Regions from separate parts of the Homo sapiens genome. Here region 1 is linked to region 2. The links are chromatin contacts, found by Hi-C or POLR2A ChIA-PET in ENCODE. All regions are on one chromosome and are shown on one strand. The core of a region is the stretch at or near the end of the contact, and the rest is flanking DNA. Distances in the headings are between cores, read along the strand shown. Region 1 overlaps KLHL6 (kelch like family member 6). Region 2 overlaps ATP11B-DT (ATP11B divergent transcript).

Evidence for each region. A loop is a pair of places that touch in the nucleus more often than their neighbours do. ChIA-PET counts read pairs that join two places held with the same protein, here RNA polymerase II (POLR2A). Pooled maps may share reads with other maps.
Region 1: a loop to region 2 is called in a map with no recorded cell type, with 6 times the contacts of the local background. The contact joins two enhancer-like sites. A Hi-C loop is called at or near these places in 2 of 37 single-sample maps with no recorded cell type and 4 of 50 pooled maps. POLR2A ChIA-PET finds 5 or more read pairs at or near these places in 2 of 52 experiments (OCI-LY7 and activated B cell).

What each region holds. Positions count from the first base shown.
Region 1 is chr3:183,536,256-183,540,270 of GRCh38, forward strand. The region is part of intron 1 of KLHL6 (kelch like family member 6); the gene reads right to left. Among named protein-coding and RNA genes, the nearest start is that of KLHL6-AS1, 10 kb to the right of the region's middle. Within about 2 kb of position 1,380, at least 10 of the 41 ENCODE cell types and tissues checked have a DNase peak (open chromatin) inside an H3K27ac peak, as active enhancers do; they include OCI-LY7, where a contact is called at or near this core.
Region 2 is chr3:182,787,262-182,791,467 of GRCh38, forward strand. It overlaps ATP11B-DT (ATP11B divergent transcript), which reads right to left. Exons shown (of 3, transcript NR_187316.1): 2 at 889-1,165. Among named protein-coding and RNA genes, the nearest start is that of ATP11B-DT, 4.0 kb to the right of the region's middle. Within about 2 kb of position 2,115, at least 3 of the 41 ENCODE cell types and tissues checked have a DNase peak (open chromatin) inside an H3K27ac peak, as active enhancers do; they include OCI-LY7, where a contact is called at or near this core.

The sequences.
Region 1 (4,015 bases), core at 130-2,629, 750 kb after region 2:
AGCCTGATCCTGCAGGGACCTCTGGAAAAGACACTTCTGAATTGTCCCACCAGGAGGCAAGGGCCGTGATACTCTCTGACCACACTGACTGTCTTTGGTTACAGGCCATCCAGGAGTAGGTAAATTCTCCAGCACATCTGGCTTTGTGTATGTGTGAGTTTGCATGTGCACAAGCCAAGGGACTTCCGGGAGCCTGGGGAGGGCAGGGGAAAAAGAGCAGCCACCTGGCTGTTGGCAGGCAGAGGAGGGACTGGTGTCTAGTCTGACCTCTGATGCTCACTCATTGTGTGACTTAGTGCAAGTGAGTGAACCTCAGCTTCCTCATCTGTAAAATGGTATAATAGTCCCCACCTCAGTGAGCTGCACAGAAGAATAAGCAAGATGAAGTACACCAAGGCGTTAGCACGATACCTGGCACCTCGTCAGCACTCAATCAGGGAAAGTATTTTGGACCAAATCAGAGGAATCTTGGAAGGTTGGTAGGAGACACTTAGGGGTAAGTGGACCAAGCACCACACTGACTCACAACCCTTATCTCTTCAGCATTTGGCCGGGTGCGTATCAGGTAACTGCGTGTCTGACTTGCTGCATTGCTGTCGACCATGCATCCAGAGCAAGCATAGGGCCAGCGCTGTGCACGAATCGGCCTAAACATCTCAGCTCAGTTCGTGGGAGAGAAAGAAAGTGCCCTCAAGACAGTGTCCTTCTCTCCAGGGGTCTTTTTAACCAGCTTTGACTCCCCAAGGCCCAGCATTTCTCTGCTCCCTTTGAAATATTTTCATGAATTTTCTGCCACTTAAATACACTACCCTGGCCATGGCCACCATGCTGAACATGGGTAAGATGAAACTAAGGGGAAATCTGCATATTCCTCATAGACTATACTCCCAGGCCTCCTGCTGCTCCTCTGGGAGATCCATGGACACACTCAGACAAAGCTTGGTCCCCATGGGTTGTCAGCAATAGAGTAGGAATCAGAACCTAGGGCTTCAGGCTCTGAATCAGGAGCTCAGCAGTGCACGAAAACCAAGAAAATCAGCAGGAGTTCAAGGCCTTTTGCGGGGGATCAACTCAGTGTCAGCGCTCAATGGACCAGCCCAAACTTTGCTCTCTGAGAACACAGCTGAGTTGGTTGCTGACAACTTATCCTGTGGCATACATGCAAGATATTGTGTAATAAAAACACTTTCTAGAAAGACACTGACCAATTCTCATGAGATTGTTGTAAAACAGAGGTAGCTAGGAAGATCCTCATTTTACAGCAGAAACAATCTCACAGCAGCATACCAGTTGCCCAACACTTGGGCGGTGAGTCAGTGCCCACCCCAAAATAGAGCCTGACCCAGCAAGCTTGTCTCCCACAACAGTCATGAAAATATCCACAGGCCCAAGAATCTCCCAGCATGAAGTCAGGCCATGCCACAAACACTGCCTGGCCACACGCCTCTCCATTCTCCACCAGGCTTCCTCACCTCAGGTCTCTGCCAAACATCGCCTTCTCAGAGAGGCTCTCCCCGACACTCCCCCTAATCTAAAATCGCCACTCCCTCACCTCTTCGCTTCCTTTATTTTTCTTCATAGCTCTGCACATCCTGAAATTAGATTACCTATCTATTTGTTAATTATTGTCACCCCACTAGAATGCCAGCTGAGTGAGGGTGTGCCATGCTCAGCACTGTATCTAGGGGCCAGAGCAGTGCCACCACCAAGTAGGGACGGTCCCTAGGGAAAGTGAGTGAATGAATGAATCAACCAACTTGTCCTTCCTAGTCCCTTTGCACTTGCTTTTGACAGGAATCTGTACCTCCAAGAATTATCAAATATATCTGGAGGATGAGGCCCTCCACCGCCACTAGGGAACTCCTATCACACTCCCGAGTCCAGGGCCTAGAGCTTGAAGAGGACACTCGAACATTCAACGTACCTGCACTACTTCAATGAGCTCTACAAGCTCCTGTAGTTCCTAAACTTCACCAACTCAGAATATTTCACCCAGCCCGACTCCATTATAGCTGACCCCTTCCCTAGAACTCCACACCTCTGAACTCCCTGCCTCCTGTAACCCTAATTCTAACCCTATAAACAAATACCCACACCTATCACTCCCACTATCTCACTCCTACACCGGCTCCACCTGTCTGCCCCCTGTTCTGTCCTTCCTCTTATTTCTTCACCATTCCCCGTTTATACCAGGAACGAACTCCCCTGTTTCACTGAGATATTCTGTGTGGCGGTGGCTTTAACATCAGTTGCAAAATGAGTTAAATTCTACTTAAGAATACAATGTCCATATGTATACAATCAGTTTAAAAGTTTTTTAAACTAGTCAGCATGTACTACACAATGAACACTATTGTTAAGAAAGGATTATTGGATATAAACACAATGAAGTCAATCAAAGGGGGTTCCATTGCAAAGAAAGCAGGGAGTCAGCAGATGCAAGTGTGACCTAGCATGACATGGCATCTCTCTCTATGGTCCCCAGCACTTCTTAGTTCAAGGCACCAAAACCTGAGCCAATACTAACCAAGGGAAGCACTTAAACATTCAGCTCTGCCCTGTTTCTGAGCTCAAGCTGTCCCCTAAGTTTTATCATATGGATCCTGTCTCAATACTGGAGTCCTGCTTACATCCTTGGCCTCAGATACTCCAGCCTCAAGAGGTGGATCTCAAAATGTGTTCCCTGAACCAGCTGCATCAGAACCTTGGGTTGCTTATTCAGAATACAGAATCCTGTACCCCACCTACCTTAGACTTACTAAAGCCAAATCTCTAGCAGTAGGGCTGGAGGTATGTATTTAATTAGGTGTCCCTGGCTCCGACTCATAATTCCTTTGCAAAGCAAACTTTGAGAACCTCTGCCCTAGAAAGAGGTCACCCCTACTTCCTCCTGAGAAGGAGACTGAATGAAGATCAAGGTCATGGAAACAATTGGCCATAGTGCTAGGGAAGATATGTTTCGGAAAGTCCTCCCTCACTATGGATCCTTCCTTTCATCTTCTAAGACACAGCCTTCCTAGAATTCCATGAGGCCTATGGCTGCCTCCCGAATCAGGTGGCAATCCCATTCCGTTTGCCAGCTTTGCTCCAAACTGACAGAGGAGCTGGAAGCCTACAGCTGCCCCGATCTGACTCTAAGCATCAGCAGGCCTCAGAATAACTCCCTTCTGTGGGCCAGGCACGGTGGCCCATGCCTATAATCCCAGCACTTTGGGATGCCGAGGCTGGCAGATCTCGAGGTCAGGAGTTCAAGACCAGCCTGGCCAACACAGTGAAACCCCATTTCTACTAAAAATACAAAAAATTAGCTCGGTGTGGTGGCGGGTGCCTGTAATCTCAGCTTCTCGGGAGGCTGAGGCAGGAGAATTGCTTGAACCCGGGAGGCAGAGGTTGCAGTGAGACAAGGTCGCACTACTGCACTCCAGCCTGGGTGACAGTGTGAGACTCCATCTCAAAAAAAAAAAACAAAAAAACAACTCCCTTCTGCCAAGCTTCTTGCCCTAGTTCACCACTCCTCAAGGACACTGCCCACGGCCCCTGTGGAGAAGAAAACTCTGGCCATGTTCCTAGGGAAGCAGAATCCCTCCAAGTCCCACCAGACCATTGCTGATGCCTCAGCTTGCCATGAAATTCTGCCATCCAAGTTTATGACAGAAAGAAGGACTTGTTCTGTCTGCAAGATCAGACAAGAAAGAACATCAATTACAACATATACTTGTGGTCAGGCTTTAGTGACGATACAGTCACAAAGATACAATGGACAGTTTTTGTTTTGTCTGCCCAACTTACTCCTGTCTCTTTTAGCAGGAGTACTCAGATCTTCCGTTGGGAAACACCCCACCGTCCAAGCCCAAGCCACAATGATTGGTTCAGGGATGGGAATAGGAAGAAGCCAATTCAATTGGAGCCAATTCCAGAACTTTCTTTGGAATTACTGAGAAAGAGAAGCTGTCTCTTCCCACTAGAATTGCTGAGCTGGTGGACATGAAAGTTTGGAGATGCTGGCTACCTGCTT
Region 2 (4,206 bases), core at 865-3,364:
AAAAGAAGACTATCCAAAAAAAAAAAAAAGACTTCTCACAATTTTTTTTAATCTAAAGATAAAAATTAGAACACCCAAATACAGTGCAGATTTCAGGAAATCTTCCCTAAGTGTTACTTCTTGCGACTCAGCATTTCTGAAAATATCCAAAAAGCAGAGTCGTGTCAACGATTTAGAGCATATTCATTTGCATTAGCAGTCATGGGAACTAGGAATGGGGTTAACGCTGTGTTATAAAAATTAAGGAAACAGAGGAAATATTTGTGGGGTAAGCCAAGATTTTCCTTAGACAGCAATTTTGGATCTATTCCAATAGAAATATGAGGGCAATGTGACTCCAAAGGTTTTTGCCGTTGAACACAACTTGGGAATGCTTTAGCCCAGAAAATCTATGAAGCAGCTGTTAGCAAATACCTACCTAATACAGTCATTTTAATCAGAAAAAAAACCTCATAAAATATCTAACCTCAAAAAATGAAACTTGTGACATCTATAAGATAAACTATTGTAAAACTAACGCCTCCTAGACGGTAAGCAATTTGATCTACGGTGCAGCACAGATAGCCCAAAAGTTGGTTAAGCGCCGCAGACTGTCTCAACGATAACAGTTTTAACAATTTTAGTTCTGCTGCAGCTGATCTGAGGCCACCAATATTTCTGTCAGTAATTCAATCAGAAGCCACTTGGCTATTTAACTTCCTTCCCTCCTTAACCCAAAAACGTATACAACAAAGTTCATTCATTTTTTCCCCATTCTGTCTTTCATAAGAGAGGTGACAGAATCCCACGTCCAGTTCATCCAAAGATAGTATCAAGTTATTGAAAGGCAACTTAAAATAAGGAAGAAGGAAGGTACAGAACATATTTATGTTTTGTGTACTTTCTCACCTTTCAAAAAAGTGATCATTTTTGTGAGTTCTAATTCTCACATTGGCTTTGAGTATCAGTTCTGTGTAAGCATAAGTAGCCAAAAAATAAAGATGAATTCATGTAATTGCCCACAATAGATATATTTGAGGAATTTTCAAGAAAAGATGCAAATATGCAATGAGATGTTGTTTCTGATGAAATTCTTCACAAGGTGATAAAATATATAATCCTATTCAGTAGAGAAAAGTTTGCTTGAAGTCTGTTCTTTCTTTGCCTAAAGTCTGGTCTGGAAATCCTGAAATGATAATCAGAAGGAAAATGCTTTTTAAATGGAATAATTTGTAACCTAGTACTAGATTGATGATTTTGAGGAAGTGAAAAGTTGTCCTTTTTTTTTTTTTTTTTGAGACGGAGTCTCACTTTGTCACCCAGTCTAGAATGCAGCTGTGTGATCTTGGCTCACTGCAAGCTCTGCCTCCCGGGTTCACACCATTCTCCTGCCTCAGCCTCCTGAGTAGCTGGGACTACAGGTGCCTGCCACCAGGCCCGGCTAATTTTTTTTATATTTTTAGTAAAGACGGGGTTTCACCATGTTAGCCAGGATGGTCTCGATCTCCTGACCTCGTGATCCACCTGCCTCAGCCTCCCAAAGTGCTGGGATTACAGGCGTGAGCCACTGCACCCAGCCAAAAGTTGTCCTTTTAAAAAATGAGATAGAGCAGATTCTGATGCCCATCTGATAGCTCCATCACTATAGAAATATTTAGGGCAACAGATTGGCGAGGCTGTGTCCTTCAAGCAGACTGACCCTTGAAGAGTTCTGAAAGGCACACAACAGGAAGTGCCCTGGATCTAAATGATGGTGACCACCGGTCTCACTGCATAGTTTGGGATCTACTAAAGTTATTCAGTGTGCTTGGCTCTATATCACTTTGATGTTTTTCTCCATATACTCGGTCGTTGGCTTTCTTAGTTCATTTTACATTTACTGAGTACTCCTTAGACGCTGTGGGTACCAGAATGAATGAGCCACAAATGTCGACCTTAACAAGATCATAGTCTGTGCTTCCTATTGATGGTCCAAGATGTTCTCATCAAGAAAAACAGCCCTCTTTGTTTTGTCTGTGTTATAGCTGAGAATACTGTACTGAACTAGGAGATGTTTTTCTCTTGGGAATGATCATGTCTCACAGTATAACTAGCACAGAATTACATTAACAAGTTTACTCAACAATAAGAACCATATTTACCATTTATTCAGTGGTTGTTATGAGATGCTGGTAAACTTACTCTCTCGGAGTTTCTGTTACTTCACTTGGTACAGCTTAACTTTCCAGTTTCCCTGCATCACAGCACAGCTTCCTGTAACAGTTTGTTACTTCTGGTTCTTTGCCAGTCCAGCACTTTTCAACTTAATGTTTCACTCTTGCAATAACTTCCTATCTGACCTTTCTTCTCTCTCCAACCTATCACATATAGTGTCAATGGACTAGTACTCTGATTTCATCCTGCCATTAACCTGATCAGAAAATTCCAGAGATTGCCCATTTCCTGTAAACTCTTATGACTAGACAGAAACTCACCCCACACTATGCCTCCCCTTACTTACCCAATCTCACCTCTTATTACACCAAGTTAGTTGTACCTCAAACATCTTGAGCTTTCTTGACTCTGTATTTGCTCCTGCATTTCTTCCTGTTGGAAAGTCTTTCCCTCCTACCTTCATCCTCCCACTTCAAGTTCAGCTTAAATTCAGCTCCTTTCTTCTGAAGCCTTCCCCAACTGCTATTGCTCACATCAATTTTCTGAAATGAGTGTCTACTGTCAGTATAGTTCTTCAGGACTTAATCCCATACTGACTTGGATTGTTATTTAACTGATTCCCCTCTGCAACTTCTTTTTCTAACTAGATTTTAAACTACCCAGGGAAAAGAGGCTCACCTTAAAAGTTGCCTTTGCGTCTCCTCCTAGTTTTAGGCAGTTGTTATGCATACATTTGATGCTCAACACATGTAAGAAATAAGTGTGGATTGAATGAATTACCACTGGCTCCAAGCATTTTTTTCCCTTTCCTTTATAGCTGGTGCCTGCCTTCTTAAGTCCTTAAGTTCTGTATTTAGCCATCTCAATGTTTTTCAAACCTTTCTAACCATAACCAATAGGAGGAAATTGCTTTTATATTGTGACCTGATGTACATGTGTATGAAAAATTCACAAAACAATACGTGTAAGTACTTACTCTGTGTCATGTATTCTGCTGTTTTCTATTCTATTTTTTAAAATACAGATCATGACACACTAAACTGATTTCACCACCAGGTGGTTATACTTACAGTATTGTTGGGGCTCAGAAATCAACATCCCAAGTATAGTGTTTTGACATGCTGAACTGAAGAAGCCGCAAAATCTCTCTGGCCTCCCCTCTTTGCTCCACCATCTCTCCCAAAGCACAAGATGAAGTTGAAGTTCCTTTATCTGCCCAAGATCTAGACCCATCAAAAGGAATAATTGTTTTTCCTTCCCTTCCTGTAAGACCAAGAATGTAATCACACCTAATAGACCCTTTGACAAAATAACATACAAGTTAATTAATCTCTGTTCCCTGATCCATTCATCTTCCCTAGTAACTTCCTCAACAGAATTCCTCTTCTCCCCACTCCCATAACCTGTTTTGCCAGGATGGTATATTAGCTTGTCAACCACTTAGGGGGTTGGCAATCACTCTATGATTCTCCCCATGTGCACACTGTGTGCACATTAAGTTTATATGCCTTTTCTCTAATCTGCCTTTTTCAAGTTGATTTTTCTTCAAATCTTCAGAGGGCCAAGGGGAGAGCTTTCCCTTGACCCCTGCAGTATAAAAACGCTCTCCTATCTTATGCTCCTTGTAAGAACATGAGGTGTATAGTACTGCTCTTAAAAAAATGCTTAAAATGGCCGGGCACGGTGGCTAACGCCTGTAATCCCAGCACTGTGGGAGGCCGTGGCAGGTGGATCACGAGGCCAAGAGATCAAGACCATCCTGGACAACATGCTGAAACCCCATCTCTACTAAAAATACAAAAATTAGCTGGGCATGGTGGCGCACCTGCAGTCCCAGCTACTCGGCTACTCGGGAGGCTGAGGCAGAAGAATCGCTTGAACCCAGGAGACGAAGGGTGCAGTGAGCCGAGATCAGGCCACTCCACTCCAGCCTGCCGACAGAGTGAGACTCCGTCTCCAAAAAAAAAAAAAAAAAAAAAAAAAAAAGGCTTAAAACACTACCTGGGCTGCTCATTCTGTTCCTGACAGTTTGAGCTTCAATTTGATCTTTACATAGTTACCCTGAGATTACTT